Linked DNA regions of Homo sapiens: all the other regions are linked to region 1. The links are chromatin loops, found by intact Hi-C in ENCODE. Cell type or tissue: IMR-90. All regions are shown on one strand.

Region 1 (8,000 bases):
ATTGGTCAAATTATGTAAGCAAGTATTTACAATAAACAATTATATTAATTATACTTCAGCATGATTATAAAATCAAAGATAAAATTCTGAGGTCTAGCAAAACTAATGCTTTATTAATATAGTATTTTACAGTTTCTGAAACAGTTTTTAAAAACTGATTTATATTAAAATATTTCATAATTACTGGAACATTTTTACAAACCTTAGATCATTTGATAATATTCTAGTGAGATGATGGGCAGAGCCATTATTTTCTCTGCTCTACAGATGAAGTAACTGGAACTCAGAGACATCAGGTGATTTATCTGTGGTTCCAAAACTTGCAAACTGAGATTTGGATGCAGGCCTTAGGTTCTCAGTCTCACATGCCTTCCAGTTTTTCTGGTGTCCTGGATGGTACAGTAATCTAGTAGTGGCTACTAGTACAGATTCACCTGAAGATTTAAGTTTTACTATGAATTCCTTCAAATAGTATGAAGGTATTTAGAGTGTACAGGGCCCATTCAGTGTGTTTATGTTTTCTAAGGCTTAACCAATCCATTTTTCTTCAAAGCCTAAATTTCAGCCTACTAATAAGTTATAGTAACCAAAATTATTAATAATTATAACTAATTGCTGACATCTAGAAAGTGTCACCTGAAAGGCATGAGTGCTTTATCTCCAACAAACATAGAGTCATTCAAGGGCAAACTAACAATGACTCTGGTATTTTTGAATGCCCTCAGAAGAGTTCAGGGCATCCTTATTCTGAAGGATGTTTCTCCGACATAAGTAAATGGCTAACTCAACAAGAGGGTATATTCTACTTTAGCTGGTAAAATGCAACTGCTTGGAATATTGTAGGCACTCAGCAGTACCTGGATGTTGACAGCATTAATGAATAGATGATAAAGCATCCTGATCCATTGAAATCACTTCCTGTAACGTTCTTAGAGGTTTTTATTTTCTGATGAAGAAATTTGCTACAGTTTAAATCTGATCAGAAGTCAGTACATTAATGAAGCTGTGTGTATGCATATGTACAGAGTAAGTCAGTTAAGTAAATGGAAGATGTCAGTCATTCATATTTTTGTGAGAATATTGGTTACATGTAAAATTGTGGGAGGCAGAAGTTGAAAATGAACTATCAAAACATACGAAAACCTAAATAATGTGAGAAAAATTATCTAGAAATTCCTTTACTTAAAATAGGATAATAAAGAAGCCAAAAAAAAAAAAAAAAGGCTGGGCGTGGTGGTGCGTGCCTGTAATCCCAGCTACTCGGAAGGCTGAGGCAGGAGAATCACTTGAACCTGGGAGATGGAGGTTGCAGTGAGCCAAGATTGCACCACTGTACTCCAGCCTGGGCAGCAGAGAGAGACTCCATCTCAAAAAAAAAAAAAAAACAAAACAAAAAAACAAAAAAAGAAAAACATTCATTGATGTGAAAATACACAAAACGAGGTTGCAACGTTGTTGTTGTTGTTTTTCCCCAGCCCAGTACGTTTATGAGTCAGACACATTCTGCTGATAACATTGACTAACACGCGTGAAGGGGGTTGGGGAGGGGAGGGTAATGGGAGATCTGCTTGAACAGGTTGCTCAGGTAATCCTGATGTGCTTCTCTTCCCTGACTCCTCCCATTGAGAATTACTTGTCTATATTTCACTGTACTCAAAAGTATAGATGCACTAATGGAAAATTTTGCCTGTGATAACCTGTTATAATTTTATAACAAAGATGTTAGTTAATTGACATCCGCCTGAAATACTTGAGTGTGATATGTGCATAAATTACACTCTCATCTTTATTAGTTGGAAATGATGTAAATAACATACAGGATTAAAGCCTACCTGGAACTGAATCCCAACCTTGAGGAAGTAACAGAACTTCCTTGGTTCTCAGTGTCTAGAGCAATGGGGATAGTGCCACATCTCATATAATTCTTAAGGACATTCAGTGAGAAAACAGATAAAGAGTTCCTGCTATTATATCTGGCAGATAGTACTTGCTCTTTGCCTCATCTCGGTCAGTCATCCATAGTTAAACTTGAGTAACTCTTATTGAGCAAGCTGTTTTATTTGTTACATTTCTGCAGTTGGTTTTCCTTTTAAAATCTGGACTGGGGCTGTGGATTCCTGAACAGAGCTGGACCACAGCTCTAGTGTGGTACTCTGATAGGAACAAGAGCCTTTTGGGAACAATACATTCACTGAAGGTGGACACAGATGGTCACAGGTGAACATTGTGGGCGGCAAGGTCAGAGAGGTCAATGCTTCCAGGACAAAGCTAGGGGCCTATCCTGTGCTCTCTTACTGCCATCTCTTCCACGTTTTTCTAATCTTCACCTTTATCATTTTTTTTATTTTCACATATTCTAACAAAAATGCTCTCAATCCATGATAATTTTCTTGGCTTTTTTTTTTTTTGCATATGAGAAACATGCTGCTATTCTGACCATTTTTGTGCTAATCATTGATTGCTGCTCACCCACTTGAGATATGGTTAAATAGTTACCATGGACTGAATTAGCCCTTTCTGTTTATTGTTGAGGAAGAACAGATAATTTCATTCCTTTGCTATCTCAGTCATTTACTATTTAAGGTCGACTTTTCAGAATTTTGTTCAAAATGGTTACTTTGAGTCAAATACTACTTTTTCAGTGGAACTGCTTCTTGGTTCTTCACTGGAACCCACATCTACTCTTCCATCTTCAAATAACAGGAAAATGGAAATTTGTTCCTGTTGCATTCTTCACCCTCAGAATTCATCTGTTGTGCTGGGTCATCCAATTTTCTATTCTTCCCTTCCCCAAAAGAAGTGGCATAATCCAGTGGATGTCTAACTTAACACACAAAGGCAGAGAAAAATGGGTTCTAGTTTATTCCTTGGTTGTTGGGAGGTGGAGGAGTTTGACTTACTCCATGACTCACTTTTCTCATCTGTGTAATGAGGATAGTCATTCTAACATAACTTCCTCCATTTCAACTTCCTGCCTGGACACTTTTGTTGGAGCCTGAATGCAAGAGCCATTCTCACTGGGATGCCACAGCTCTGGAGACTTCTTATAGATGTTGTTTGGAACACTCCAGGCTTGGAGATGGGCCTTTAGACACTGCCTGTAGTACTGCTTAGCAACAGCTCTACAGACATAAAGAGATTGCAGTGGCTGCTCCTTCCTGGCTCCACCATTCAGCAAGAGCTCCACAGGTAATCTGATGACCATGATTGTAGCAATAAGGCTCTATGGCTTAGAGTCTTGGCTCTGGAGCACTTTAAAAGATAGAGTCAGAATTTAGTTGTTTGGGCTCAAATAAAATTTGACTTTCCAGAGTACTGAAAATAAAAGAAAATGTTTATTTCTAGTATTTTTATTGTAAAGTGGTAAAAACTGTCTCAAGATAGTTGTAGGTGCTGAAGTGATCAAGGAAGTAACTAGTTATAAGCAGATTATAAAAAACTAAACCTATGGTAGCCAACCTTTGATTCTCTGTATCTCAAAGTGACCTCTCTCTGAGGACATTAATTTGAATCTTCCTCTGGTGTGATGAAAAAAGAAATTCTTATTTTCATTTTGCTTTGTAAGGAATTTCTTTACCCTTTCCTATGCTTATCAGCATATCGTTTTCAAAATCAGCTTAGCAGACCGACTGTGACCTTCCAATTGAAATGAAACATCTTCCTTTTTATCAACCGAAGGTTGTGGCTTTTGGCATGAAATTACCCAGATGGATTTATTAATTTTAGCCTCTTAACACAGACTCACTCAGACTCACCTAACTGATGAGTTTCCAGATAATAAAGAAAAAGACCATTTTAGAATAAAAATAACAACTCAGAGTCTGAACTGAATTTGCCTGGAGAATTTTCATTGGTTCATACCGGATGACTCACTTTACAGTAAATTCCAAGTCTGTGGCCAGAAAATTTGTGAGTCTGAGTCAGATAGACAAGAACCTTAATAAAACAGGAGCCAATGGCCCTGGCATTCCGCTCAGCAGTGCCTTGAAAACACAGGCACTAATAAACTGCTTTGTGAATTGTCTTTCTGGGAATATCTGTATGTTGCAGAAGGCTCGTTCTCCCTGCAGAAGCCTCTATGCTCTCCTGTGAGAGGGCTGGGAAGCAGGACTTGCTGTGCTCTTGTTCTTTAATCACTTGTGAGGCAACACAGGGTAATATTATTGTATCATCTGGCCAGCTGACAGGAAGAGATTAAAAATTATTTCAACAGCAATACATTGAAACTCCAAAGTAGTCCAGGGCATTGCGGTGACCTTCAACGAACCCTTGCTATATGACTCAGAAGCAAGATGCAGCCAAGTTGGGGCCAAGATGGATTTTGAGAAAAGGCAAATTCTGACTTTTCTGCCTCACTGGATTCAGCATCTCCTGCTTACCCAGAGCTGTCTGAAACAGCACGAGAAACTAGCGGAGTCTCATAAAGTGTGTTACTAAAAAAGCTTAGAGGACATTTATTTTAAATGAGAAGAATTACTGCTCATGGTGGTTTAAAATCCTAATGGTCACTGTGGGTCTCCTCTGAATACCAAATCTCCTTGTTGAGCACTTGCTGTGTGCTTCTCGACAAAAATGGAAACCCGAGTCAAAAGGATAGCCTTGAAGTCTCTTTCCTCCTTTGTCCCCTCCACGTGGCAGAGCGTATTTTTGTAGTTTGAGATCAAGTCTGCCAGCTTGCATTAGCATATCATCCGCCTGGTTACCAAGAAAATGTGCCTGAAGAAGAAAAACAAGAGCGTGTTCGCGGTCATTAGGCTCACATCATGAGCATGAATCAGCAGTTTGGAATTTGCGAGGCTGGGGCTGAAGTAGGCTGGGGAGCCAGCAGAGCCAGCAGAGTGGGCAGGAGAACTCCAGGCTGCCTGACTGCCCCTTGCCTCCTCCTCAAGTGCAGCGCAGCCACCCCTGGTTAAGGAAAAGGCTGAGAGACCCATGACGCAAGGATGTCCTAATCCCTGCATGTCTGCGTTTTCCTGACTTCTTTAACAAATGTTGACCATCTGTAAAGGCAAAAAACGCCTTTGATAGTAGTTATATATGAATCTTTGTATTTGAAAGAAACAGAAATTAATGCAAAAAAATTAATTTACTCTGATTTGCTTTGGACATTTTCTATCATTGGTGTTTGAAAGCAATACTAGTATGCAGATACTAGTGTGGCTGATTTATGCCATGCACAATAAATATACAAGAGATGAAAGATAATTTTAAACTCCTGTAATGCTAGCAGTAATGTAGATAATTGACAATCTGTCTTTTCGCTCCTACACCTCGTGTGCATAAAACAATGCCCACCTTGCAATAAACACTCAGGAAATGATTAATAAATTAAGTCTGTCTTTTGTCTTTCCTACATCCTTGTGTTACAACATCTCTCTGTGTGTTTGTTCCACAAAATGTCTAAATGAAGTCATAGCTGCATTTTTAAAGCACCGTGTTGCTTTGCATGTACCTTTTCATTATCTTACTAAGCTCTCACAAAACACCCTTTAAATCTTCACTTATCAGATGAGAAAACTAAGGCACAGGCAGGTCAAGTGACTTACCCAGAGTGAGGGGAGTTACTTGACGGTAGAGGCAGGACTTTAACCCAGATCTCCTGGCTTTTCAGGGCTTTCATGCTCTCCCACAATGAACAAGGCTGTATCAGTCAAAAACTCTCTCCTAGTTATCGTGACTTTGGGTGAAGACTTTGGGCTACGGTGTTGCATCTCACAGGAAGTCTGTGATCAGGGGCAATTGATCATTTGACCCTATTGTCAGTCATGAACCCTGCAGAAAGCTTTGTTTTATCAGACAGCTGTCTAAAGAAGCAGAAGGTTTAGAGCAGTTGCCTTCAGAAGCAGCACTTCCAGGAGACAGGGAGGGCTGGAGCAGAGACAGGGTGGTGTTCAGGATTGGGCACCAGGAACGTGTAGATGCAGAACCCCCAGGTGTTCACAAGAAGGGCAGCCAGGAAGGGACATGGGCAATGCTTGGGCCAGACCACACTTCCTTCTCTGTTCTGCCTGTGTCATCTTCTCTTCCTAATCTGTGTGGGTTGCCATCATTCCATGGCTCTCCTGGGTGATTCTCTAGGGCCCATGACTTAATGCTGATGGGATTAATTTTAATGGCTCTACACAAAGTCAGAATGCTCTTTTAATAATATACTATTGATTTTCTCCATGCATTGGGTGTAAGCTTATTTCTGCATGGGATTCTGTGGAGCAATAGGAGTTTACATTTATATTCAAATCTGGCAGCCATACGTCAGGCCTCCTCTCAGGATGAGCACAGACCACTGTGGTGCACCACTATGAATCTGTATAATGAAAACTGCCTTTGCTACTTTCCTTTTTCATTTTAGGAAAAGGAAATACATTTTGTATACATCAATGAAATTATTAGAATACCCTCTGATACAGAGCTCAGCTCTCTTGGGAAACCAGACCTCTTATGGGTGAAGAGAGAAATAAAATATTAGGAAGCTAAATCATATGTATCTTTATCTTGGCTCTTAGCAGCAAGGCAACTTTATAAAATGTGATTATGAATTATTGAAATTTTTCTTAAAGACAGAAAACTATAAATAAAAGTCATCCAAAGGAAAAACATTGCCATGATTTATGTGCATTCTTTAAATAATTCACCAAGAGGAAATTAGAAATATTTGTTTATATGCTTGTTTGTTTATGAGATGTTTCTGTCAAAAAGAATTTAATAGGAAATCTGTTTTCACTCAAGTCCAAATTGAAATTTCAGAAATGGGCTACCCCAATGCAGAATTCATCATCATAAATGTTAAGGATTTGGGGACCGTGAAGGCACCCTCTTATCAAAACTTGTGGGCACATATGTGTGGCTGGGTGTGCCGGGTGGGGCAGCAACATGATGTCAGGTTGTGTCCTTGCTCTTCTTATTCTTTAGAGCTCTTCTCCCTCAGGATACTCCAGCTAAGAAAGTATGGACGCTTCCCCTAGTTTAGAATGCACTTCAGATGGATTCCAAGCTAGAACAAGGTCTATCTGGAGGTGAAGTCATGTGACATGAACTAATGGCTAGATTTCTACTGAGGAAGCTTGGGGTCCTTGTCTATAAGGTAAAACTATCAATATTATCAACCTCTTATGATTAGTGAGGATAGAATGACATCATGACTATGAACATCTTTTATGAAGTAGAATGTTGGGCTGAGGTCAGCTGTCTTTTCTGTCTAGAGGATGAAGAGATCCTCCTAGCTTGGCGGAATACTCTGCTCTGATGGAAGTACCATCCTGGTCCAAACATGAAAGAATTCCCAACATCAAGATTGATTGAAACATATTCAATGGGTATGTGTGATCTTCACATATGTATCTATTGGAAGTATAACAAAATTCTTCCATTTGTGTGGTGGTGAATGTAAAATTTGTATAGCGGTGAATGTAAAATCAGAATGCAAAACCAGAAAATCAGAACCTGGGCTACTCTCCACTGTCCTCCACAAATTAGCTCTGTAAACTTGGGTAAGTCACTATACCTTTAGGCCTTATTTTTATTATTTGTAAAGCATAGGATTTGGATTAGGACATATGACAAGTATTAAAACTATGATACTAAAAGAAGTATAATGAGTAGATCTTTTAAAATGGTAGCTCCTTTAATATAGTTTAAGCCTTGATAAGAATCAGGGGAAAATAGTTCAACTCAGCTTCAGCTTCTCAAAAATCATGATTTCCACATAAGAAAGATGACCCTCCAGGGGAGAGGGAAAAGCAGAGAGGGACATGGCACCCTGCTGTGCAAGCCACAGGGAGGACACACATTTTGTCTGAGAAGACACATGTTTTTATTCAAACGGGACTCTACACCTGTGAGGAACTTACTGTGGTGAAGGTAACGTGCTCTATCCCTGAGAATCAACTTAAAAAAAGGATCCCTGAGAATCCTTGAAAAGGAACAGAACTCCTAATCAGGAAACACTGCATAGAATTTAAACATTAGAAATGAAAGTGTGTGCTAAGAATGAAACAACAACA
Region 2 (8,000 bases), 310 kb before region 1:
GCAACAGAATTATAAAAGCAATATAACAGTTAGGTCTTCAGTTACTCCAAGTAGATAAGAATTTCATAGGTAACAATATTACTTGGAAAAAAACCTTTTCAATTATTCTCACAAACATCAGTTCATTTGAAATTTTAGCATGTCTTATGCTATTCTTATATGTTCATGCCATTCTTTGCTTTCCCTCCTTGCTTATTATACAGTCATACTGAATTCTGTACCTACTTCCTTTTCCTTCAGTTGGGACCATCTTTGGCTGAATTACACAACTATGTTTGACAGCCTATGCTATACTTCCATCCTAGAGTGTGGAAGGCCTTCAAACAGTCTCAGGTAATAGGAACGTGGTAATCTGCTCTTTTTACTCCCAAAGGCTGGAAAACCGTATGACACATAGCAGACACTCAATGAATGAATGAGTTTTCTTAAAACCTAAGAAACATGTTTTATGTCCAGTAATATCTTTTTTTTTTTTTTTGTAAGGGTATCACTGTCACCCAGGGTAGAGTGCAGAGGCACAATCATGGCTCACTGCAGCCTCAACCTTCTGGGCTCAAGGGATCCTCCTGTCTCAGCCTCCAGAGCAGCTGGGACTACAGGCACTTGCCACTACCCCTGGCTTTTTTGTTTGTTTGTTTGTTTTGGTAGAGCCAAGGTCTCGCTATGTTTCCTTGGCTGGTCTTGAACTTCTGGAGTCAAGCCTCCCAAAATGCTGAGATTACATGCATGAGCCACCATGTCCGCTCCAGTCATATCTTCTTAGGTAAGATTAGTTCACTTTTCGGAAAACCAATAAAAAGTATACAACAGTGGAAAAACGTTCTAATCCTGTCACTATCAGGAAATTGGACTCGATTTTCTCTAGGATCCATTATAGCCCTTAAAATCCCATAAATTACATTTCCAGCCCATTCATTTTATCTTCAATGACTTTTGTAGGTTGTTATTACAATCACAACAATATTTCCTCTTATTGCTTATTTTTCCCTGTGGGATTTGTACTGTCAGCAAAGTAGAAACAAAAAATAGTAAAATAAACAGGCCATGGGCCCGCAGTCAGTGATAAAGTCTGAGAGTATCGCTCCTGGGCAAGTTTTCACTACCGTCACTACCACTGTGTATTATGAAAATGTCTGACACACATATTCTGACAACCTCTACTTTTATATGAAGAATGAGACAGTATCAAAACTGGTATATTCATTATAAATTGTTAATATTTTGTAAGATTATATATCTTTTCAGAGAATCTGTTCTTCAATTATTTTCAATGAGGAACAAGGCAAAGAAAAGTAATGATATTATTCTAATCTCTACAGAAGGGACATATTCAATTTCCAACCTAGGAATGGAAGACTAGAGTACACATAAAATAGAAAGCAACTGGAGAACTGTGATATCCGGTGAGGTTTCTGGAAATACATTTATATCTTGCAAAGTTTAAAGATAAGAATAAGGATCATGATATTTTCTATGAACTACATTTAGAAATGACAATAAGTTATCCTATAATAGTATATGTTTAATTATATAATATTCTGTGAAAGTAAATTTCTTTGAGTAGATATTCTCCTACTAAACCAAGAAAAAATTTAAGGGAAAACTGTTCCTTCTTACCACAGTAAAAAAGGTAAACCCAAGAGCACAATTTTAATTCATCAGAAACACTGAAGGTTAACCTCTCTTACCATTTCTTTCAGTACATTCTTTTACTTTCAGCAAACAGGGTAATTTAAACCTTTTTAAGTATTTTGATATGCCTTCAAAATGTTGCTACTCTGAATTGCCTTACTACTCTGAATAAAAAGTCAGTAGATGATTTTTACTTTTAATGGCCTAAGTCTTGAAGAGATTTAACCATAATGTGATTATTTTTCAATAACAAAGTTAAAATCTAAATACCACTGTAATGGGATCAAAGAATATTGATGGAAGCATTTGTGAAAAGAGGATGAGCTTTAGATTAGGACCAATACTGTCCTTTATTTTGTGTGAACATAAAAACAATTTAAAAAAATTGAGCATCATCAGAAACCTTTGATTTCTTCATCCACACTGTTATGGGGGATAAATGAAAGTCAATAAATAAAAGCAGCAGTACATGATACATTTATCCTACTAATGATAAAAAAATAAACTTTCTGTAAGTAGCAGGTTACCAGGAAAAAATGAAAATACATTAAATGATCTGTAATAACTAAAACAATCTAACTGTGCTGTAGTTTTCTCATCTGTGAAACGTCATTTGCATTCTTAACCTGATCAGTGTGAGGATCACCTGCAACTTAATTTTTAAATTTTATTTTAATTTAGTTTAGTTTAGTTCGGTTTATTTTATTTTATTTATCTGGAGACACAGTCTCAGTCTGTCTCCCAGGCTGGAGTTCAGTGGTGCAATCACAGTTCCCTACGACCTCTGCCTCCCGGCTGTGAAAGTGATTCTAGTGCCTCAGCCTCCCAGTAGCTGGGATTACAGGCATGCACCACCATGCCCGGCAAATTTCTTTATTTTTAGTAGAGACAGGGTTTCACCATATTGGCCAGGCTGGTCTTGAACTCCTGGCCTCAAATGATCCGCCTGCCTTGGCCTCCCAAAGTGCTGAGATTACAGGCATGTGCCATCGCACCTGGCCAAGCCCTGCATGTTTAAGAATAGACTTTTCAACCATAATTAGACTTCAAGGTCTTTTATATTGCTCGTTCTCTTGACCAGTGATAAACTGCTAGGAAGGAAAAACACCATAACTCAAGACCTGGAACTCCAGTTCCTTTCCAAATATTTCACGTAACAGTTTCACAGCCCTGTCTCCAAAGGCAGTGGCAGAACAAAAAGGCAGTGTATTTCCTCATGGTTACACCACAGATCTCAAGATGTTATGACTGCTTTAAAACGACATCCTCTCTATATACAGTAATTAACATGTTTCTTTTCTACCATCTGCCTAAGAATACTGCTACCCAGCCTGTCAAACACTTAAACCAGTATTTCTCAATTTTGGCTCTATATCACAAGCATCCACAAAGATTTAAAAAACAAAAAATTACAGATGTCATGCCCCTTGCCATACTCACTGAATCAGAAGCTCTAAAGAAGAAATCCAAGCATGTTTGGGCATTGTTTGTACATTTTGGTTTTTTCAGCTCCACAAATTATTCTAATGTATAGCCATAGTTGAGAAACACTGGGAAACCTTGTGGACATAAGTATAATTAAGCATTACCTTCCCTAAATAATCTATTTATATACATATAATCTATTAAATAACTTCTCTGATTTCCTTTTTTTCTAATTGAATAATCATGAATTCCCTATCTCCTCCCAGGTCTTATTTTCCAAATGTTTAATAATTTTCTACTCTCATCTAAATTAGCTTCTGACTGACTTAATAGAAATATGCTCAAAACAACAGTTTAGTAAGTCTTTACCAAAGATGAACATAATGAAGAGCACTTCATTTTGTATATTATGGGCTATGAATGTGCTTGCAATCCAAAGCCTTTGCCAACTGATTAATTACAGTTTTAGAGTACCCCATTCCATAGTTGCACCTACTTGATAAACGTCAGTTTTAAAACCTCTTTTTGAAGACCACCTATGTTTTCACCAATAAAAGTTAATATCAACTTCTCTTTTCCAGTGTAGTGTGTAAGGAGCATGGAAATCATTTTATCTTAACAAGAAGTAAAAAGCTGAACAAACTGGAAAATCAACAACTCTTCTTAAAGATCTGTAAGAGAAGTGAGACACAAGAAAAACCACTGCCCCCAAACTGGAAAGACAGACAGGTGGATACAGAGAATCACAACTTGCTGAAAGCAGAAACCCATAAGCACAAACCTCTGTGAAAACCTGTGTCCGGGTAAGGAAGCAAGCACTGTAACTGAGGAATAGCCGGAGGCTCAAAATAGGCAAGTCAGAAAGTCAAAAACTCCAGGGGAACCCAGTCATAGAGATGTCCCCACATCTTTGTAAATTTTACCTCTAAAGCTTGAGCAGGTTCTCACAATGAATATTGGAGAAAATTCCCTCATGCTACCAGCAGAGGGAAGAGAAAAGGCAACCATTTTTAAATATGCAAGAGCATATTCTGTTCTTAACAACAAGGACTGCCTTCAGAAATAACACTTTTACGAGAGCCTAACCTGCTGGGGTTTTATCAGGGACCAACTAACCTGAGAGAAGAAAAATCACTCCAGTGGGCCCAAGCCTTCCAAGTAAAGGAAGAGAAGTACGCAACTCCAGCCCACTTTAGCCATCTTATTCCACCTAAAAGGGAGTGGGAGGAAGTGTGGGGAGAAGAGATTAAGAAGCACTCCTGAAGTTCACAGTCCAAGAGCACAGACTCACTAAAAAACTGACACCTAATGACAGGACTATAGCACACTTCCCTTCCCCCCACACCATTACCAAAGGCCTATTTGCAGCAGTTCCTTTTACTTAGTACATCATGTCCCGATATCAGGAAAAAATTAAAAGGCAAAAAATACAGTTGGAAGAGATGGAGCAAGCATCAGAATCAGACTTCGAAATGGCAGTAATGTTGCAATTATCAGACTAGGAATTTAAAACAACCATGATTTATATGCTAAGGGCTCTAATGGATAAAGTACACAATACCAAACAACAGATGGGCAATATAAGCAGAACGATGGAAATTCTAAGAACCAGTCAAAAAGAAATGCTAGAATCCAAAAACACTTTAACAGAAGTAAAGAATGCCTTTGACAGACTCCATAGTAGTCTGGACACAGCTAAGGAAATAGTCTCTTAACCTGAGGATACCTCAACAGAAATGTCCAAAATTGAAAAGCAAAGAGAAAAAAAACTGGAAAAAAACAGAACAGAGTATCTGAGAACAGAGAGACAACAACAAAAGGCGTACATGTAACAGGAAAACCAGGAGAAGAGGGAACAGAAAGAAATATTTAAAGCAATAATGACTGTGAATTTCCTCTAAATCAATGTCGGATACCAACCACAAATTCGAGAAGCTAAGAAAATACCAAGCAGAATAAATGCTAAAAAAAAAAAGAAAGCTACACCTAGACATATTATATTCAAATTGCAGAAATCCAAAGATTAAAAAAAAATCTTGAAAGAAGCCATTGGAAAAAAACCCCTTACCAACAGAGGTGCAAAGATAAAAATTATTTCTGACTTCTCACAAGAAACCATGCAGGCAAGAAGAGAGAGAAATAAAACATTTAAAGTGCAGAAAGTTAAAAAAAAAAAAACTGGAATTCTGTACACTGCAAAATTAGCCTTCAAAACTGAAGAAGTAATGAAAACTTGCTCAAACAAAAACTGACAAAATGACCTGTGCTGCAAAAAATGTCAAAGTTGTTTTTTTCTTAAAGAAAATGACATAGATCAGAAACTCAGCTCTACATAAAGGAAGGCAGCATCAGAGAAATAGAGGCAAAAATAAAAACTTTTCTGTTTCTTAACTGATCTAGTAGTAATAGTTTCTTCAAAATAATAACAGCAACAATGTATCCAGTTTATGTATGTTTACATATATAAACACATATGCTTATATATAGGTGAAATGAATGACAGCAATGACATAAGTGATCAGAGTAAAGAATTACAATTTCTTTTTGTTATTACAAGGTACTCATATGACCTGTGAAGCAGTACAGTGTTCTTTCAAAGTAGACCCAGATTAACAGTAAATATATACTGCATATTCTAGAGCAACTATTTAAAAAAATAAAAGAAGTATAACTGATATGCTAAGAAACTGATATGCTAAGAAAGGAGAGAAAATGTGGAACCATATAAAATGGTCAATTAAAACCACAAGAGGCATAAAAAGAACGGGAAACAAAAATAGAAACAAAAACAAGGGCAACAAATAGAGAACAGTAACAAATATGGTAGGTATTATTTGAAGTATATCAACATTCACTTTAAACTTCAATGGCCTAAATGCACCAATTAAAAGACAGATTGTCAAAGTGGATCTAAAACTAAGACCCAGCTATACGCTGTCTGCAAGAAATTCACTTTAAATATAAAGACACATATAGAATAAAAGTAAATAGATGAAGAAAGATATGCCATGCTTTCACTAATCAAAAGAAAGCAAAGTAGCTATATTAATTTCAGACACAGACTTCAGACCAAGGAAAGTCATTAAAGTGGGGCATTACAAAATGAAAAAAGAGTCAATTCTCCAAGAACCACAACAATCCTTAAGGTGTATGCACCTAAGAACAGAGTGTCAAAATATATGAGACAAAAACTCATAAAACTGCAAGGAGAAATATATGAATCCGCTATTACAGTTGTAAACTTTAACATCCCTCTATCAGAAATGGACAGATCCAGCAGGCAGAAAAAAAGTGCCAACAGAGCTGAACTCAACACCATTCTTTACCAACTAGATATAATGGACATCTACAGTCTACGTTATCCAATAACAGCAAAACACACATTCTTCTCAAACTCACATGGAACATTAACCAAGACAGAATATATTCTGGGCCATAAAATATACCTCAAAAAATTTGAAAGAATAGAAACTATACAATGTCTGCTCTTGGAACATAATGGAAGTAAACTAGAAATCGATAACAAAAAGAGAGCTGGAAAATCCCAAAATATGTAGAGATTAAACAAAACAATTCTATTAACACTTGGGTCAAAAAAGATATTAAGAGAGAATTTTTTAAATGTTTTGAACTAAATAAAAATGAAAACAACTTATCAAAATTTATGGGAAACACAGAAAATAGTACTTAAAGGGAATTTATAGCATTGAATTCATATATATTAAAGAAGAAACAGGTAAAATCAATCACTTCTGCTTTAAGAAACTACAAAAAGAAGAGGAAACTGAACCCAAAGTAAACAGAAGAAAATAAATAATAACAGTTAAGGAAGAAATCAGTGAAACTGAATACAGGAGATCAAAAGAGAAAAATCAACAAAACTAAAAGCTGCTTCCTTCAAAAAAAAAAAAAAAAAAAAACAAGCTTCTAGCCATGCTAAGGAAAAAGGAGAGGGGACACAAATTACTAACATCAGAAATGAAAGACAGACATCACTTTAATTTCCATGGACATTAAAAGAATAAAGGAATACTAAAAACAAATCTATGCCCACAATTTTGATGACACAGATGAAATGGACCGACCAACTCCTTAAAAAATACAATCTACCAAAACTCAGACAAGAAGAAACAATCTGAATAGGCTTCTATACATTAAAGAAACTGAATCAATTAATAGATTCCCAAAATAGAAAGTACCAGGACCAGATGGGTTGACTGGTGAATTATAACAAGTTTCTAGTCTCTTTCAGAAGATAAAGGCAGAGGAAATATATCCTAACTCATTTTATGAGCCCAGCATTACACTAATATGAATACCAAAGGCATTACGAGAAAAGAAAACTAAGATCAATCCTTCTCATGAAGATGGATGCAAAAATTCTCAATACAATTTTTACCAAACTGAATTCAACAGTGTATAAAAAGAATCACACAGCATGACCAAATGGGATTTATACCAGGTATGCAAGTCTAGTTCAACATTTGAAAACATTTAGAAAACATTTTTCTAAAAAAAGAAAAATCACATGATTATATCAACTGATGCAGAAAATCCAACACTCATTCCAGATAAACACTGTCGGTAAACTACGAATACAGGTGAAGTTGCTCAACTTGATAAAGAACATCTACATAAAAACTACAGCTAACACACTTAATAGCAAAACACTCAAAGCTTCTCCACTACAATCAGAAACAAGGCAAGGATATCCCTCTTATCACGCCTTTCAACACTGTAATGGGAGCACCAGCTAATGCAATGAGCAAAGGAAATAAAAGGTATGCACATAGATTAGGAAGAAAGAAAGAAAACTTTCTTTGTTCATTGATAACATGATCAACTATGCAGCTATCAGAAAGAATGAACAGAAAAACTCCTGCAACCAATATGTGATTATAGCAAGGTGGCCAGGATATGCAAGGTTAACATACAAAACTCAT
Region 3 (8,000 bases), 150 kb before region 1:
ATTGAGGGTCCCCAAGCCCTGGGCCATGGACTGGTACTGGTCTGTGGCCTGTTAGGAACCAGACCACACAGCAGGAGGTGAGTGGAGGTTGAGCAAACATTACCGCTTGCGCTCCGCCTCCTATCAGATCAGCTGCGGCATTAGATTCTCATAGCAGCACAAACTCTATTGTGAAATGCACATGGAGGGATCTAGGTTGCACAATCCTTATGAGAATCTAATGCTTGATGACCTAAGGTGGAACAGTTTCATCCCAAAACCATCCCCCTACCCAGTCCGTGGGAAAATTGTCTTCCATGAAACAGGTCCCTGGTGCCAAAAAGGTTGGGGACTACTGGCTTGGATAATTATTAAAGGGAAAGGAGGGACGGATCAACCTTTCTTCCATTATTTTAAGCAATTCAGCTATGGCCCCAGACATGCACACTGCATTCTGCAAAGCAACAGCTCTGCAGATCAGCAGAGCCTCCCCTCCCCTTGTACAAAGAGGTGTAGTAACCGTTTTTTGTTATTACTGTACTAATGCCTCTTATCCCTACCACTCATCAAAAACTCATCTTTGAAACAGTTACCAGAGTTAATTTTCTAAAATAAGAATTTGATCGTGTTATGGTAGGCAAATGAAATAGCATGTTTAAAGCTGGGGGTATATTAAAATAAAAACACATTTTTGGGTAACCTCAAGTAGTTGTTCATGGCTGGATATTGGGTTTGCAGATGAGACCAGAAAGGCACTGGGGGAACTATGGGCCTTCTTGGCAGAGGGAAGAGTGTTTCACTTTTCTCCACCTCAAGAAGGAATTGAATTTGCCTTCCTACCATGTAGAATACTGCAGTTTCCCTGTGAGAAGTTCTAGTAAAACTAATTTTCTCTAGTGACATGCTAATACCTCGTAGAGATTGGTCCCCTGAGAAGCTTTAAGCTGGCTTTCTTTATAATTTTACTAACCAGGAGGGAACTCCCTCATCTTCCATTGTCTCTTTTTTTTGTTTTCAACTCAATTTCCAACTCATCTCTCTTCTTCTCTCTCATACACAAAAAGTCGATTCTAATTTGTCACCTATGCTCTTAATTTCATCCTTTTCTATATCCTCCAGAACTGTGAGTGATCAATTATAACCTCTCTTTATACAAACACTGTTTATAGTCTGTAAACAGGCTCATTTTTCAAAATGAAAAACAATCTTATTCTTTTGAGCTTGTGCCCCCATAGCCATAATCTTATCTATCTTCTTGTAAAGCCACAGTTTTGGTAACAATAATAATTCATAATGATTATTAAATATTGGCTATGTATCAAGCACTTTAACCTCTATCATTTTATTTTATAGACATTTGTCATAATAGTCATTTGTAATTAGTGTAGTTTCTATTTTACCCATGGAGAAACTGCCACCTGGAAAGGTTAATTAGGCTTCACAGAAAACAGGTGTCTGAACTAGGATTTAGAGCCAGATTTGTCTGAATCTAAAGCCTTTCAAACAATAGCAGTATAGTTTCCCGACAAGCCTATGTTTGTTCTTTGCACTTCCGTATTTTCCAGAACCTGAGAGGAGAGTGACATCATCTAGTCGCCAATCCCATGGCCACTCTCCAGTCTTTATTGGTCTTAATTATTCTGCAGCACGTGGCATCCTGAAGCACTGTTTTCTCGTGGTTTCCACAACACCATTGTGTTCTGGTTATTTCTTATTTTAACCAGTTCTTCTGTCTTCTTTGCTGGCAAGTTTTACTTCTCCTGTCCCATGCATGGTAGCGTTCCTTGGGTTCCAGCTTTGACAAGGATTTCATCTGCTCTCACAGTGCCAACTCCAGCATCCAGAACTGTGGCACCAACTTAGACCTTTCACCTGAATTTCAGCATATTCTTTCTAGCTGCCTACAAGATTCTTGGCTGGGCACAGTGGCTCACGCCTCTAATCCCAGCACTTTGGGAGGCTGAGGCGGGCATATCACGAGGTCAAGAGATTGAGGCAATCCTGGCCAACATGGTGAAACCTGTCTCTATTAAAAATACAAAAACTAGCTGGCCGTGGTGGCACGTGCCTGTAGTCCCAGCTACTTGGGAGGCTGAGGCAGGAGAATCGCTTGAACCTGGGAGGTGGAGGTTGCAGTGAGCCGAGATAGAGATTGTACCACTGCACTCCAGCCGGGCGATGGAGGGAGACTCCATCTCAAAAAAAAAAAAAAAAAAGAAAAAGAAAAAGAAAAGAAAAGAAAAGAAAAGAAAAGAAAAAAGATTCTTACACGTGGACATTTCACACAGAAACTGAAACTGAAAATGCAACAGCTAGGAGGTTGAACCCATTATCTTCTTCCCAGAACTGCCTTTTTCTTTTTTTTGGTGAATGGAAATAGCATCCTCCTCTTACTACATTTCGAGCTCTGTTGGCTTCCTAGACTCCTTCTTGGTCTCCGCAACTAACAAATATGTTCCATATCTTTGCTATTTTTTTTCTGTATCCATTTCCTTACTATATGTTTCATATCTACGAATTTTACACCCTCCTCTGTACTTTTTCAGACTTTTGTCATCTTTCTCCTGATCCATTGTTGTGGTCTTCCTCCAGAATCCTGTACCCCTTATCCCTACCACCCATCAAAAACTCACCTTTGAATCAGTTACAGAATTAATCTTCAAAAATAAGAATTTGATCATATTATGGTAGGGAAAATAAATAGCATGTTTAAAGCTGTGGGTGTATTATAATCAAGACACATTTTGGGGTAACCTCAGGGAGTTGTCTATGGCTGGATATTGGGTTCTGCAGATGAGGCCAGAAAGGCACTGGGGGAATGGATCAAGACGTCTCCGACACCACTCTCTAAATAGGGGGTCAGCAAATGTTTCCTTTTTTTTTTTTTTTTTCTGAGACAGAGTCTCGTGCTGTCACCAGGCTGGAATGCAGTGGTGCGATCTCAGCTCACTGCAACCTCCGCCTCCCAGGTTCAAGTGATTCTCCTGCCTCAGCCTCCCGAGTAGCTGGGACTACAGGCACTCGCCACCGTGCCCAGGTAATTTTTGTATTTTTAGTAGAGATGGAGTTTCACCATGTTGGCCAGGATGGTCTCAATCTCTTAACCTCGTGATCCGCCTGCCTAGGGCTCCCAAAGTGTTGGGATTACAGGCATGAGCCACCACGCCCGGCCAGCAAATGTTTCCTTTTAAGTGGGGCTTTGTGGGCCATGTACAATTTCTGTCCCATCTTATCTTATTTTCTCCATCCTTTAAGATGTGAGGAGCATTCTTAGCTGCACACCTTGCACAAACAGGTCATGGGCTAGATTTGGCCAGTAGGCCTTAGTTTACTAACTCCTGCTCTAGAGATTGGATATCATCTGTGGTGGTTAGCAGGCAATGAATGGTTTTCGGCAGGGAGTGCACCAATCAGAAGGGAACTGAACTTTCAGGTGAGACAGAGTGACACAAGGCCCTGCTCTATTTGGAACACTTTACTTTTCCTCTAAAGTGGTGATAGTGGAAGCCATGGGGTGGTGACCCCTCTGGCATCTTCAGCTCCCAGCACTTTCTCCAGCCAACCCAACCCACAAGGGAAGGGAACTGGACACTGTCTTAGTATAGATGAAGAAGTTGTTGATGCTGGGAAGTTCAGGGAATGCTTCCCAGTGGCAATGAGTCATTTAGTAGAAACTTATGAGAACAAGAGTTAAGAAGTTATACAAAAGGCAGAAGTGATGGTAGTTGCAAAGGTTCACAGGCACTAATGACCATGACTTGTCACTTTGGACTGATTTATTTTTAGCCACTTGAAACACCTAAGGAGATACTTAGTAGAATGCACCATACTGGGATATTTTCCTGTTGGCACTGAGAGAGATCAATGAGGAATCTGTCCTCACTATCTTTGGGTGAGCATGCTATTACACACTTCATTGGAATGCACTTGCTTTTTCCTAGAGTGTGGAACTCTCAATGTTAGTATTGTAAAAGGCAAAGTAATGTCCTTGAGCTATAACAATGAATACCTTGAGCTGTAACAATGAATGAAAGCAGAGGTTCTCACACTCTGCTTTCATTGAATGGGGTCTCGGTAGATGTATGTTGAGTGAATAACACATACATTCTGGAGTGGATGCTCATGGTAGATCTTGGTGTTCAGAATGCCTTGGCAGTTTGTCGCTGGGCTATATGGATTTATTCTTCTCTAAGTTGATTCTAGTGAGTTTGAAACGTCTTGTGATGCCACTAGGGAACCATATTTACAAAACTCATATTCAGTGTAGCCTTCTACCACTTTTGGTGGTTACCTTAATGAACGTTTCTAATATACATATGTTATATATAGAAATTCATGCTCTATTGCTCTTATTTATATACTATCATAAAAAGATGAACTTTAAATTCTATACTGAGAATTTCTCTAAATTTTATGTGTATTTCCTTAGGGGATGCAAAATAAAATTCTGTTTTGGGGTGTTCTGAATATGCTGGATTATCTCTATTATGTTTTATTTATTTAAATTTTTTAGAGGTAGAGTTTTGCTGTGTTGCCCAGGCTGGTCTTAAACTCTTGGCCTCAAGTGATCCTCCTGCCTCAGCCTCCTGAGTAGTTGAGACTATTAGCACATGCTACCATGCCTGGCTTATTATTTTTTATTGAGTCATAATTTATAAACCACAAAATACGTTTATGGAGTGGTTTTCCTTCAACTGATTCCTGGCAGAGTATTATTATCATATTTTTCATTTGTACTGACTTTTGTCATTTATAAACCATTTTACCCACATGGTCTCATCTGACCTTGCCGCAGGTACTGTTTCATGAATCTTACATGCCATAGCTTATAAATGCACCTTTAAAAATGTACCACTATGAAAGCAAAAAATAATTCTACTTAACCATGACAAAATACTTTGAGTCACTTATAAAATTTATTTTATGCCTCTTATAAATGTGCTTTGAATCTTCCCTTCAGCCATAGATGAATTCCCTAATTATTCCATGTGACTTATGACTTGAAGTGCCTCAAATAGGTGCATTATTATAGCAAATAGGTAAAAGAACTAGGTAATAGATCAAGGAAATTTACCTTGTTGCTACATCCCACATTAAATTCCTGAGTTCTCAGTCTGGAGGCTTCCATACCCAGGTTCAGCAGAGAGATGGCTTGAAACAGAGACTATGCATATAGCTAGGAAGAACTCTGGAGGTGGTGACAGAGACATTACCAAGTTCTCACCTTAGCAATTCCTTAGCTTTATACTTCTGGAATACCAGGGCAGCCCTAAGCAGCAACTTGGTCCCAAACACTGATGTGGAGTATTGAAAGCAACCATGCATGGTGATATGCACCTCAATTTCAGTTGCTAATATGGAAAGAGATGTGCATCTAATAACCACCAAGGGTATTTTATTACCATTATGTAAATGAGGAAATCTAGTTGCAGGGGTTTACTAGTAGCTGGAAGAGGCAGTACCAGGAATTACGGTTGGTCTTTCCAAGGTAAATTCTATGCTCATTAGTCTCTGCCATAACTTCCTCATATGTTCAGGCTATTGATCTGAAAGGTAAATTCAGTTTTCAAAGAGAAGACCAATAAAATTTGCTTGGATCTTTTGGAAATTCCTTGCTTTCTTTTTCCCGTAAATCACTCCTCAAGAAATTCTAACCTATAAGACTCAGCTTAAAACACTCAAATGGATGAGGACATGGAAAGTCATTTTCTTTGAGCCTTTTCACATCTTTCAAAACTTACTTGAACCAATGCTGTGTGCATGTGATGATACCATCCCACAGCTAAAAACAGTCTATTTCAGTGCTGCCTGAAATTGACAGAAAATGAAATAAAATCCCATATAATGACAACCATTTAAAAGTCTCTGTCCTCTAGGAATCAAAGGACTCAGCAGCATGTCACAGAGGAGGACTGAATCACAAATGAAGTAGATTTAGAGGTACCTCTTTAAAGTAATGATGAAGCACTGATTTTTCTAATGTGTCCCCCAGCACCGGTGATAGTAAGTCACTTCTAATTACCTTTTCCTTTCTGGGCTATATATAGATAAATGCTTGGGATATTAAAATGCCTTGTGGGCTGGTTATTTAATTGCTACAGAATTGATTTCATGAAGGAAGGAAAAACAGATTAGATCCTAAGATGTAAATGTGAGACTTGACAGACTGCAGTGTGTGCTCAAGTCTATCAATAGAACTGCCAGCCCCCAGTCTCTAGCTGGCTATGATGGATCCTTGCAGCACAAGAGGAACACATTTGACAATTACAAGAGCAAATGCAACTGTCCTCCCCTCCAAAATAACAAGCAATGGTGCATTTTTGTGTTCTCATTTCTCATGCCATCTAGTGTATTATATACATTATCAAAATAATTTTAAATTAGAATGGCTTCCCTGTTTGCTTATGAAGCCTTCATGCTTCCCTTTTGCTCTTTTTTCTTTGTTTATTCTTTACTTCAATATCACAGGTGGTGGTGGTATGCTCTATTTTGGACACTAGAGAAGTAGGTTTCGTATTTTTTCTGTGTCTCATGACTACAAACTAGGAAACACATAAAATACATTTTCTCTGATCTTGCTTCAGAGAAATCTTGCCATTTCAGATGAGATACCCACATAACAGAAAACATCAGGCTTAATATTACTTTAAAATTCATTTACCTAACATTTATTTGTTTAGCAAATGTCAGCTTAGTATTTACATTGTGTCAGGCACTGCTGTGTGTGCTGTGGATTCAGTGATGCATAAGACAAAGTCCTTGCTCTCACTTTCCCTCCTCTCTAAATGGGAAACACACCAAGAGCAGAAATGTAACAGATTCCCCTCAACTTATGATGGGGCAATGTCCCAATAACCCATTGTAAGTTGAAATGTAAGTAAAAATGCATTTAATGCTTGGGCAAAATCATCTAACACAAAACCTATTTTATTATAAAATATTGAATATCTCATGTGATTTATTGAATACTCTACTGAAAGTGAAAAACAGTATGGCTGCATGAGTACCTGATGTACAATTTCTACTGAATGTGTAAGGCTTTCAACTCCATTGTAAAGTCGAAAAATCTGAAGTCAAGCCGTAGTAAGTCAGAGGCAGTCTGCATTAGGTCATGACAAGAGCAATTAAGGTATATTTTATTAATATATTTTCAGGTATATTTTTCTTTATTGCAATTATGAAGGTAGGGTAGCATATTAATCTTCTTGAACTGCCATAACAAAATATCATAAACCGAGTGGCTTAAACAACAGAAATTTATTTATCCCCATTCTGCAGGCTAAGAATTCCAAGATCAAGGTGCTGGCAAGGTGGGTTTCATTCTAAGGTTTCTTCTTTTGGCTTGTAGTTGGCTGCCTTTTCTCTACATTTTCTGAGAAACCGTTTTTTGTGTGCTTCCAGAGAGACAGAGAAAGAGGGAGAGAGCTCTCTAGTGTCTCTGCTTATAAGGACATTAATTCTGGCCGGGCGCGATGGCTCACGCCTGTAATCCCAGCACTTTGGGAGGCCGAGGCGGGTGGATCACTAGGTCAGGAGATCGAGACCATCCTGGCTCACATGGTGAAACCCCATCTGTATTAAAAGTACAAAAAAATTAGCTGGACGTGGTGGCGGGCGCCTGTAGTCCCAGCTACTTGGGAGGCTGAGGCAGTAGAATGGCGTGAACCTGGGAGGCGGAGCTTGCAGTGAGCCGAGACCGCGCCACTGCACTCCAGCCTGGGTGACAGAGCAAAACTCCATCTCAAAAAAAAAAAAAAAAAAAAAAAATATTTTAAAAAACACCTGCATATGCTCATATTGTTATGGAGACAGGGTCTTGCTATGTTGCCCAGGCCAGTTTTGAACTCCTGGTTTCAAATGATCCTCTTGCTTCAGCCTCTCAAAGTGTTGGGATTACAGGCTTGAGCCACTGTGTTCTGCCTATCAACATGTGGAAAGCATGTGTGTAAATAGATAGCATAAAGGTAAACTTAGGCTATAAACCCTTTAACATTTCTGACAAAGTAAGGTCTGAATTAACG

The links. Peaks named below come from ENCODE experiments on the same cell type or tissue, not always from the same donor. Only the 100,000 strongest peaks of a DNase experiment are listed, where the experiment ranks them.
Region 2: it touches region 1 in a loop (2.3-fold over the local background); 11 of 110 quality-filtered maps call a loop at or near these places.
Region 3: a loop joins it to region 1, with 7 times the contacts of the local background. A loop is called at or near these places in 3 of 110 quality-filtered maps.

What each region holds. Positions count from the first base shown.
Region 1 is chr6:146,910,865-146,918,864 of GRCh38, reverse strand. The region is part of intron 7 of STXBP5-AS1 (STXBP5 antisense RNA 1); the gene reads left to right. Among named protein-coding and RNA genes, the nearest start is that of LUADT1, 240 kb to the left of the region's middle. In IMR-90, a CTCF peak has its summit at 4,636; DNase peaks (open chromatin) are centred at 3,024, 3,904, 4,234 and 4,784; H3K4me3 peaks cover 1,638 bases; H3K27ac peaks cover 3,477 bases.
Region 2 is chr6:147,218,777-147,226,776 of GRCh38, reverse strand. The region is part of intron 2 of STXBP5 (syntaxin binding protein 5); the gene reads right to left. Among named protein-coding and RNA genes, the nearest start is that of STXBP5-AS1, 18 kb to the right of the region's middle. In IMR-90, a CTCF peak has its summit at 4,051 (motif pointing right); no DNase peak of the experiment used is centred here; H3K27ac peaks cover 1,194 bases.
Region 3 is chr6:147,059,526-147,067,525 of GRCh38, reverse strand. All of the region lies in intron 5 of STXBP5-AS1 (STXBP5 antisense RNA 1), which reads left to right. Among named protein-coding and RNA genes, the nearest start is that of LUADT1, 95 kb to the left of the region's middle. In IMR-90, no CTCF peak of the experiment used is centred here; DNase peaks (open chromatin) are centred at 3,625 and 3,885; H3K27ac peaks cover 477 bases.